3 separate regions of the Homo sapiens genome follow, and regions 2 and 3 are each linked to region 1. Evidence: chromatin contacts called from ENCODE Hi-C or POLR2A ChIA-PET data. All regions are on one chromosome and are shown on one strand. Each heading gives the region's core, a stretch centred on a gene start or an enhancer-like site at or near the end of the contact. The rest is flanking DNA. Distances are from core to core; before and after follow the strand shown. Region 1 overlaps MBP (myelin basic protein). Region 2 has its middle 27 kb from the start of GALR1. Region 3 holds the start of MBP-AS1 (MBP antisense RNA 1).

Evidence for each region. Hi-C counts contacts between places; a loop is a spot of excess contacts on that map. ChIA-PET counts read pairs that join two places held with the same protein, here RNA polymerase II (POLR2A). Pooled maps may share reads with other maps.
Region 2: a loop to region 1 is called in a pooled map, with 8 times the contacts of the local background. The contact joins two enhancer-like sites. A Hi-C loop is called at or near these places in 2 of 168 maps with a recorded cell type or tissue (IMR-90 and Panc1) and 9 of 50 pooled maps. POLR2A ChIA-PET finds 5 or more read pairs at or near these places in 9 of 52 experiments (AG04450, BJ, CD4-positive, alpha-beta T cell and 6 more).
Region 3: a pooled map shows a loop between it and region 1 (4-fold over the local background). The contact joins the promoter of MBP-AS1 here to the enhancer-like site in region 1. A Hi-C loop is called at or near these places in 2 of 37 single-sample maps with no recorded cell type and 4 of 50 pooled maps. POLR2A ChIA-PET finds 5 or more read pairs at or near these places in 6 of 52 experiments (CD8-positive, alpha-beta memory T cell, GM12878, activated B cell and 3 more).

The regions. Positions count from the first base shown.
Region 1 is chr18:77,100,241-77,103,397 of GRCh38, forward strand. All of the region lies in intron 2 of MBP (myelin basic protein), which reads right to left. Among named protein-coding and RNA genes, the nearest start is that of MBP, 31 kb to the right of the region's middle. RefSeq lists enhancers at 1-197, 1,301-1,430, 1,521-1,590 and a silencer at 1,881-2,000. Within about 2 kb of position 1,676, at least 38 of the 41 ENCODE cell types and tissues checked have a DNase peak (open chromatin) inside an H3K27ac peak, as active enhancers do; they include GM12878, where a contact is called at or near this core.
Region 2 is chr18:77,221,659-77,224,815 of GRCh38, forward strand. No RefSeq gene overlaps it. Among named protein-coding and RNA genes, the nearest start is that of GALR1, 27 kb to the right of the region's middle. Within about 2 kb of position 1,728, at least 2 of the 41 ENCODE cell types and tissues checked have a DNase peak (open chromatin) inside an H3K27ac peak, as active enhancers do.
Region 3 is chr18:76,978,603-76,981,759 of GRCh38, forward strand. It overlaps MBP-AS1 (MBP antisense RNA 1), which reads left to right and starts at 1,827. Exons shown (of 3, transcript XR_935667.3): 1 at 1,827-3,157. MBP (myelin basic protein) reads right to left here. Exons shown (of 9, transcript NM_001025101.2): 9 at 231-1,869. The coding sequence ends at 1,825. RefSeq lists an enhancer at 2,706-2,765.

The DNA.
Region 1 (3,157 bases), core at 426-2,925:
ACGACCACTGGAGGACACAGAGAGAAGATGCTTTCTACAAGCCAAGGAGAGGCTGCAGAGGAGACCAACCCTTGGCACCTTGCTGTCAGATTTCCAGTCTTCTGGACTGTGACAGAAGAAATGTCGGTCTTTTAAGCCACCTAGTCTGCTATTTTGTTATGGCAGCCCCAAGAACTCATACAACATACAATGTAGACAATGTCTGCAAAGTCCCTGGCTCACAGGAGGCACTAATACAGTGTTAGCGCTGGCCTAGATAGAATTTGGGGTGTGTGTGTGTGTGTGTGTGTGTGTGTGTGTGTGTGTTTTGTGGTTTTTTCTTTTTTTTGAGACAGGGTCTTACTCTGTTGCCCAGGCTGGAGTGCAGTGGTGTGATCATGGCTCACCGTAGCCTCGACCTCTCCAGGCTCAGGTGATCTTTCCACCTCAGCTTTCCGAGTAGCTGGGACTGTAGGTGCACAGCACCATGCCCAGCTAATTTTTTGATTTTTTTGTAGAGATAAGGTCTCACTTTGTTGTCCAGGCTGGTCTCGAACTCCTAGGCTCAAGCAATCTGCCTGCTTCAGCCTCCCGCAGTGCTGGGATTCCAGGTGTGGGCCACCGCACCTGGCCTCGTTTGGTGTTTTGAACATGTAGTGAATCATCCCCAGGAGGCTTAGCTATCACCAGAAAACCCCAAAGAGTAAGCCCACAGCTCAGCAGATCCACAGCATTCAGAGAAAGCTGAGGGACAAAAGCCACAAGCAGCCTGGCACATGGGCACGTTCTGAGCGCTTGCTGACCCTCCCAAAGGTAACTGCCCAGCCCCTTTGATTCACACTGCCAAAAAGGAATGAATTCCTCCAGTAGCCAGTGAAGCCAAGTGTCTTACGTCCTAAGGACCAAGGACTGCCAGGCAGGCAAAGACTGCCTAAGACAGGGCATCCCTCTGTGGGTGGGTCTTGCCCCCTGCCCCTCTCCTGGCATTGAGGCACGTCCCTGGGTTCTCCAGGGCAGCTGGCACCCTTTCCTTCTTGGGTTCTGCCAAGTTCTGTAGTAAGATGGAGAACCAAATACAAAATGGGCAGAGTGATAGAAAGCTGGTAAATTAGTGAGGCAGGACCATTTGGAAACCAAATTTCCCTGCAACTTAAAAAACACAGGGAGTCAAAGGCAGAACAGGAGTTTCTTCGTTTCTGAGAAGGAGCGCTGTGCCCTGAACCTGCGCCTGCCTGGAGGAAGTTACACTCCATCCGCATGAGTGAATCATGAGTCAGGAGGGCAGGCTGCCCACTCCTCTGATGGGCGGAGTGCTTCTGCCTGAATCTGATGTCTCCTGTTCTGACCCTCAACTGGCCCAGGAAGGTGGCTCAACCACTTGTTACCAGGGACCTGCACCCCATATGAGTGGACTAACACTGCAACTCCAGAAAAGTGTCTTTTTTTCACCAATCAGAGACATTCCACAGTTAACCCTTTAGTTAGTTTCTCTTCCTCTTACATCCTGCCGTGGCTTATTCGGGATGAGAGAGAAGCAAATTTCAAAGCCCTGAGTCACTGAGGGCAAAACTTGCAAAGGAGACTGGAAGCTCCTGCAGGCAACAGACGAGGCCTCCCCACCACCTCCCCAGCAGCCAACGGCACCTAAAGCCTGCTCAGGAAACTGAGCTTTTATGTGAAAAAGAAGTTAGGAAATAGGTATGATTCATTTACTCTTTCGAACATCTGTAAGCCAGTTATGTGCTGGGGATGCTCCAGGCTTAGAGACGGAGGCATCAGAGAGAGGAAAGTTCCCTCCTTGATATAGGAGGGGAAGAAGTCGGATGATAAACAAATCACCAGGATCTGTATCAGAGCACTCAGCCGCAGGCTCTATGACAGCAGAGGAAAGAATCATCTAGTGTGGGTGGGGAGAGGTGGAGAAGGTGGCAGCAGGGTGGGAAGGAGGGGGCCCTCAGCAGCCTGGGCCGGGCAGTGGGGCAGAGGCAGTGTGTGGGGTAGACCGGGCAGCCCCCACCGCAGCTGCCCTCCCTGCTGACAGATCAGTAACCAGCACCTGAAACTGACAGAAACTTTCCTTGACTCTCTCATAAGGGGGAAAAATGCCTCCCAGAATCACACACAGAAATGTGCAGAGTGGTAGGTGACACGGCTGGAGCTCATGTCACGTTTTCTTTTGTGATTCAAGTTTAATGCTCTACTAAGCTATGCAGCATCACAGAACATGTACATGTACTTGGAAGGGCACAAAATATTTCCCATCAAGTTTAAAGGAAAGAAAAAAAAGCTCTTACTTCTTAAAACTACCTACAGGAACCATAGTTTTAACATTTCCAAGTTTTGAGGTTTTTAAATGATCAGAACTTTAAACATGAGATTTCAGAAAACAAAAGCCTCAGCATGGGCTTTGCTATGGCTCAAAATCTTACTCTGATAGCATTAAACAAATTAAAAACATATGTGGGTGTTTTACAGCGTCAAACAACAGGAAAGAAACTGTACACCACAGAGAGGTTTCTTGAAACTGGAGTTGCAAATCAGTCATTCTAAGACTTAAAATACCAACAGTGTTAACAGCCTAGAGGCCTCTGAGCAGAGCTGTTTTTTCCACTTTCACTTTAGGTGAAACTTAATCCTCCTGGTGCAGATACTGTATCCAAGCCATGTTCTTAATAAATTAGTAACTTAATACATTTATGGTTGTTATTGCTAATTATAATGCTGACATTATCAGTAATACAGTTTAAGTATGGGCTGAACAAAATAATGAGTCACCCTCCCATTCAACATTGACTAGAACCATTTACATATTTATAAAATTAGTCTTTCTAAATCCTTAGGTAAGAAACTAAATACTGTTTATCACTTTAATCAAGATAAAATATACACAGGAACAGTATATAGTCACCTACTCGCCTTCCATGGATGATTTGAAAGCAAATCATGGAAAATTACTCATGTGGCTGACATAGAAATTAAGTACAAATCAGAGAAGGCCCCATTTCTTCCAAGTTTATTATTACTATTAAATAAAAACGCACTACAGACCTCAGCGAAGAGGTCTGGAGACTGAAATTCAATTCCGTTCAATTCCGCGGACATTTCTAAAGCATCTGGGTGTAAGTCGGGGGTTCCCCTGACCCTCACCCCGGCCCATCTTCAGCAGCCGGACATTCTA
Region 2 (3,157 bases), core at 478-2,977, 120 kb after region 1:
TAGAGTGCCAGATATTCTGTTAGACACTGAACAAAGCAGTAAATAAGTTTAGAAATGTCTTATTCTCAATCTAGAGGAGCATTTCAACAAATATGCCGGAAATCCAGTGTCGTAGGTTCTTTGATGGAAAAAGTAGAGATGGTATGGAAGAATATGATTTGAGTACTTAACTCAGACCCAGGCTAAGAGAATGCTTCCTGAAGTCATGTCTTATAAACCAAGATTTGAAGGATCACTGGAAATGAGTAAGGCAAGGACACAGTCTATGCAAAATCTGGAAGGTTAAAAAGTGTATGATAAGTTGGAAAAACAGAAAGAAAAATATGGCACATCAGCGCTGTTTGTGTGGGGTATGTCTGGGGGTTAAGGTTGATGGAGGCAAGCTGAAAGTTGAGGCCTGGGGACTAAGATGAACTTCATCTTGAGGACAAGAAGGCTTAATGCAAGAGAATGTTCTATGTTTTTAGGAAAATCACTCTTACCTTGGGGGAGGAATTGAATTAGAAAGGGGATAAAACTGGAAACGAGAAAATAAATTTAGAGCCATATTTGAAAGTAATGAAACAGAGTTTCTTTGAAAATGGTTTGCACATCATTTTTAAAAACCAATTCAAAGTGTATTAATCAATTATGTATATTTACCATGGACAATCTATAATAAAATATTAGGTCTGTAACAAAATCTTCAGTCTCTGTAACGTTGGAGTTGGCTTTTAGTGTCCCTGAGATAGCATTACTTACAGCTACTTCTGGGCAGGCATTACTTTGCAAGGATTTGTAGATAAGTCCAGTGCCACAGTTTATTAGGGTTAGACCATGGTGAAAGGCTGAAGAAACAAATCTTAATTTATCAGAGGTAGAAATATCTTCAGATTATTTATATGCTCACCTTAGAAGGGGACAAATTGAATATTCCCCTTTAGTGGTAGTACTTCTCAAAGCTATTGCAGAAGCGTTAGTTGCTTTGGTTAGAAGGCGTGTTGCCAGCACAGCAGATGGGTGGCAGTGTCTGGATTTAGCTTTCCTCCCCTTACCTAGCATGAGCAAACAGCACTGTGACGTCAAAGGAATCAGAGTATTGTTAGAGAGTCAGATATGTTTAATATTGCAAATGTCATTTAGAAGGTATGTAATGAAATTTAATTTTAATTGTATTATACACTTTGACCTATCCCAGTTATAACAATTACAATTTTATCTTAAAAACATTACACTTGGGATAATTGTGGAGTCATATAGTCATACTTAGAATATGTTAGAACATATTAGATATTGGCTAATATCCTAGATATTAAATAACATTAAAATAACTTCATAATTACTAGGTCATTGTTTCTTCTTAAGAATTTCTTTGTGGTAGTTAGATTTAACAAACCGATTCAATTGTGTAAGCTGTGGTCAGATGGAATAAAATGGAAAGGGATATTCAAGAAATTAACTCTCTTAAAAAAGGAATGAGGTAAAATAGCTCCTTTGATCATTGGCTCTACAAGTTTGGTCCCTGGACCAGCAGCGTCACAATCCCCCAGAAACACACTAGAAATGCCCATTGCGAATCTGCTGAAGTGCTCCCCCACCCCGACAACCCCAACCTGCTGAATCAGAGCCTCTGGGGGTGGCCCAGCAATCTACATGTTAGCAGGCCTTCCAGGAAGTCCTTAGAGACTCAGTGCCTAGGTTTTTACCTGGGCTGATCATGGGGGCAGCCTCTGCCTGGCATGGACTGAAATTCCAGACTCAAAAGCAGGTGTTTAGCATACATCATGTTGTTTGCAGAAGCAGTTTAGGTACAGTGAACACCACCTTCGTCCGTTAATAGCGGTGGGGACCCTCCCCAAACCCAAGTTCCCAGATGCCAGACAAGAACCAACCCAGTAAGCGGGTCTTTCCAACCACAGCAGTCAGGCCTGAAATGTTAACTCTTTTCCACACAGTCATACAGGTGTCATAAAATGAGCTGGCAGGATTTCTTCCTTTTCTATTTTGGAAATAATTTGTGAAGAATTGTTATTATTTCTTTTCATATTTTGGGAGAATTCAAAAATTCAGGACTGGGATTTTCTTTGTGGGTAGTTTTAATTATTAAATGTAATTACTAATAAACTTAATTACTCTCTCTTTGTTATAGGTCTAATCAGATTTTCTGTTTCTCCCTGAGTCAGATTTGGTGGTTTTTGCCTTTGTAGGAATTTCTTCATTTCATATGAGTCATCTAATTTCTTGTCACACAGTTGTTTATAGCATTCTCTTAGATCCACCCCCCCCTCCCCCCGCCTTTTTTTTTTTTTTTGCAATGTTGTCTTCCAGAAGAAGTTTGGAGCTGTAATTGCAACAAAATTTGATTGGATCTGTGTTGAGGTTATAGATTAAATTTGGGATAATTACTACAGCGTATTTACAACTTTGGTCTTCATTGCTGCCTATTGTCTGTTTACACAACCTGTCTATATACTTTGTATAAACAGGAAGCATCTACTTAATCTTTGATTAACTCATAGGAAAGTTATTTATTTTTTATGTTAACCTTATGCTGAACTAACATTATGAAGTCTTTAATTTTTATAAATATTTAGTGTTTTCCTCTAAAACTTTAGACAATAACTCCATATACATAAAAATGACAGTTTTCTTCTCCTTTCCAGTGTATTGTAGCTTTTCTCTTAACTTCTTGCTATATTCTACTAATGGCAATGAGAGTGTTTCATTAATTGTCTTCTTTTTTTGTCCAGAGGTCATTTTTGCCTTCCTTTATCTGGTAGAAGTATTTCAGGAAGTTTTGTATTTCTCTTTGCTCCAAAAGAGTTTAAATTATAAAAGAAAAAAAAAATGGTGAGTTCCCTGTGAGCATGATACCTTGTCTGATGTTTTAGCGTCATGCAGAGTGTGCACAGAGCATTTCATTTTCTCCTTGTTGTGATGTGCTTGCTCATATGTTCCCTCTCTTTCCAAGTAAAGAAAGGCTGGAAAACTGCATTTTCCTATTACCTCTATTTTTTCAGCATGATAGGTATAAAGTTGTAAATTCTGCCTTAGAATTCCCATACCACCTTAAAATTTCCTTCTTATTTGTTAATTTCATTACTCACTTGCTTTTGTATCTTATTTTTTTTCACATAATATTGAGGATATTTATTTCAGACCTTAAAAAGACTAAACC
Region 3 (3,157 bases), core at 577-3,076, 120 kb before region 1:
AAATATTTTTTTCCTGGTGAGAGAATCAGTGCCCTAACAACTACCTCTGTTCCACTTTCTTCAGTAGCCATCGACCCTCTGATGAGGATGCCCCCTCCAACAGGCACCGCCAGGCAGCCCTGCCTGGAGACCCAGAGGCACCGAGTCACATTTGCTCTGCACACCTGGCTCTCGCTTGATGTGGGCCTGTGTGCTACAGCCCGGAACACAAAAGAAGACACCCATGCAAATACCATTAAAAGTTTATTGTTTTATTTCAATATTCAGGAACAGTGTACACTTTCCGTTCAGCCATCGTCACAGCACGTGCTGTGTGGGTGCGGCCACGTATGGATCGCAGAGCCGACCTCAGCTCAGCGACGCAGAGTGCTTCTGCTGAAAAATTTGGAGGTTTGTGTCTGGAGTTTTGTTCTTTGTAACTCTCTCATCATCGAGGCTATATATTAATAGACATGGTATTAAGCCCACACGAAACATTCAGAATTAGAATTGGATTAAGAAGACGCGTTTTGGCATCACGCTGACTACTCCTCATCTCCGTCCTCGGGGAGGGTGATGCCAGCGTGGGACTCTTTGGAAGGCCTATCAATCACAGGTGCGCTAAAATCAAAAGGTGGGTCAGTAGGTTAGGGAGGGAGGCGCGAAAGGAGATGCCAGCGGGTGTTAAGAAGGATATGGTCAGAAGAGCTCTTTGTCTCCATCCACGGGGCCGTCTGCTCAGCCCGTGTGTCTCGGTGAGTAATTCGGGAGCAGGTGCACGCCTGTGCCTACTCGCTACCACGCGTCTTCTGGGAGGAAGTGAATGAGCCGGTTATCTTCTCAGGGAGGGTTAGTGCTGGCCACTGTGCACTGCCGCTGCCAGCACGCCCGGTCACAGCCAGTGTCTATGGGCGACTGGCGCGGCTGCGAGGCTGTCTAGAGGACTCCTACCCTTCTGCTCTGAGTGCGCAAGTCTTCCTGGACTCTCCGGCTGTGGGCTGTGGTTTGGAAACGAGGTTGTTCATAGAGGCTGCTCTGGGGCCACCATGCAGGGCAACGGTGACGTCCAGAGGCCACCTGCTTGACATCTCCATCACCAAATCTCCAGGAAGACCCTGTTTCCTATGTGAGGCCATTGCCCAGCCCACGTTTGCCTCCTTTTCCTCCCTCTGCCACACGCGAATTCAGCTAATTGGGGTGTGTGGGCAGCCACGGCCTGGGGAGGTGGCCCCCTCTCTGTGCTGCCCCACGTTGGACTCTAACAGCTGCCCAGCCCGCATGTCACATACCAAAAGCTCCCACATGTAGTAAGCCACTCCTTGACTGTCTAATCCTGTTAGGAAAAATGAAGTCTACTTTAGGAGGTGAGAGAAGGACAGGAAAAAAAAACAAAGGAAGCTTGGATGTCAACAGTCCTCTCTGCCGCCCACGTCCTCTCTGTCTCTGCAGCTGTGTGCCTCCATGGCAGTGACCAGCAAAAGCGCAAGGGTGCCGCAGCCACGGCGAAAAGAAAGTCCAAGGGTGGAGGGGTGAACGTGGAGGGACGTCTGTGCACCTGGCCCCCTGAAGACCCACGTGCGTCTGGGGGCACATTGCGGGGGAAGGAACGTGATCTTCACACAGAAAGGGACAGTTTTAACCGTTTTCTGTTTTCATGTTCTCATTTAACTGTTGGCCGGAAATTGCCGGTAGGCTGCCGTGGCCTGACCCTACTACGTGCACAACTCCGCAGGCATTAGGGGAGGGGTCATCTGCTCTAATTAGGTAACAGGGGCAAGTGGGATTAAAGTTTTAAGGCAGTTATATTAAGAAGCTGAGGACAGGATTCCGGAACCAGGTGGGTTTTCAGCGTCTAGCCATGGGTGATCCAGAGCGACTATCTCTTCCTCCCTGAAAAGGAAGAGAGAGGAGTTAGGACGAGAGTGCCGCAGGGTCCTCCCACACCAGCATCCCCTCTTCTGTGGTCCCGGGTGGATGCTGAGCCATTGGGTGTCTCTCTCATCTGCTAATAGAAATGGCACCCCGGAGAGCTGGTCTTTTCATTCCATTTCTCCCGACCTCCCTCAGCAAATGCTAATTGAATTTCCAGTTCTGTGAGAGAGAACTGGAATCGGATTCCCAGGCCCCAGGGAGTGGTGCCTGGCATAACCACTGCTCTGCAAAACAACGCTGCACTTCTGTGGGTGAAAGTGCAGCCGCTCCATTGCTTTGCTTTGAATGAGCACTTTTTCTCGTCAGCTAGAGGTGCCAGGGCAGCCGAGGGGAACTGCCAGCGACAACAGGAGCAACTTCTTTTTCGGCGGGACCCTAGCACACCCCTTGCTACACGCGCCAGCAAAGAGCAAAGCCACGTGTCCATCCCTGGGGACGTCCCTCCTATGTGCCATCTCATCTGCCACACCAGACAAATCAAATGCACAGAGAGCTTTGTCTGCAAACTTTGACTTGAAGGGGTCTTAAAACCATGCATTTACACGTTTGGGGGACAAATAATTTCGATGTTTAAAAGAGAGTTGGCAGCTAATTGAGATGGTGCACAGGTGTGCTGTGGCCCACGGTGTGGAGGTAGCCAGGCGTGGCCATCCCTCTAGAAAGAGGAATGCGTTGGTCACTCAGAATGTCACTTAGATCGACGAAGCAGAACTGCACTTTTTTTGCATTCAAATTTTTATTCAAAGTTTAGTCTCTCTCCTTGGGTTTCCCCTCTTTTATGAAATGATCAATTTTGGCGAAGAGCCCCCAGAAAGCAAGATAGAAAAGAAATATGCTCTTTACCGTGGCCGATCAGCAACGAACCAACACTGTCCTCATCTAATTCTACGTCTTCCACACTGCCCAGTAACACAAATAACCAGAGCGCAGACGCCAAGAATCCTTCCAAGTAACGCAGCTAACAGACCAAGGTGACAGTTCTGACTTCTTGGGGGGTTTTCCAAGTACATACGTAGCATTATAAACAAGCCTCTATGTTGTGCTTACACAACTCACTCAAGGGATTTTTGTTTTCACAAGTGAAAACGTTTATGAAATGCTAGCCTGCGAAGCCGCTTCAGGAACCATCTAGTGAGATTTCCCTCCCAAGACAGGCAGCTTTCTCACATACCGTGGAGGCCTCCTGCCGGCCTGGGGACTGACAGGTGCAGGGCCCTGCCCCTCGAGGGCCAGCCTCTCCCTCGGG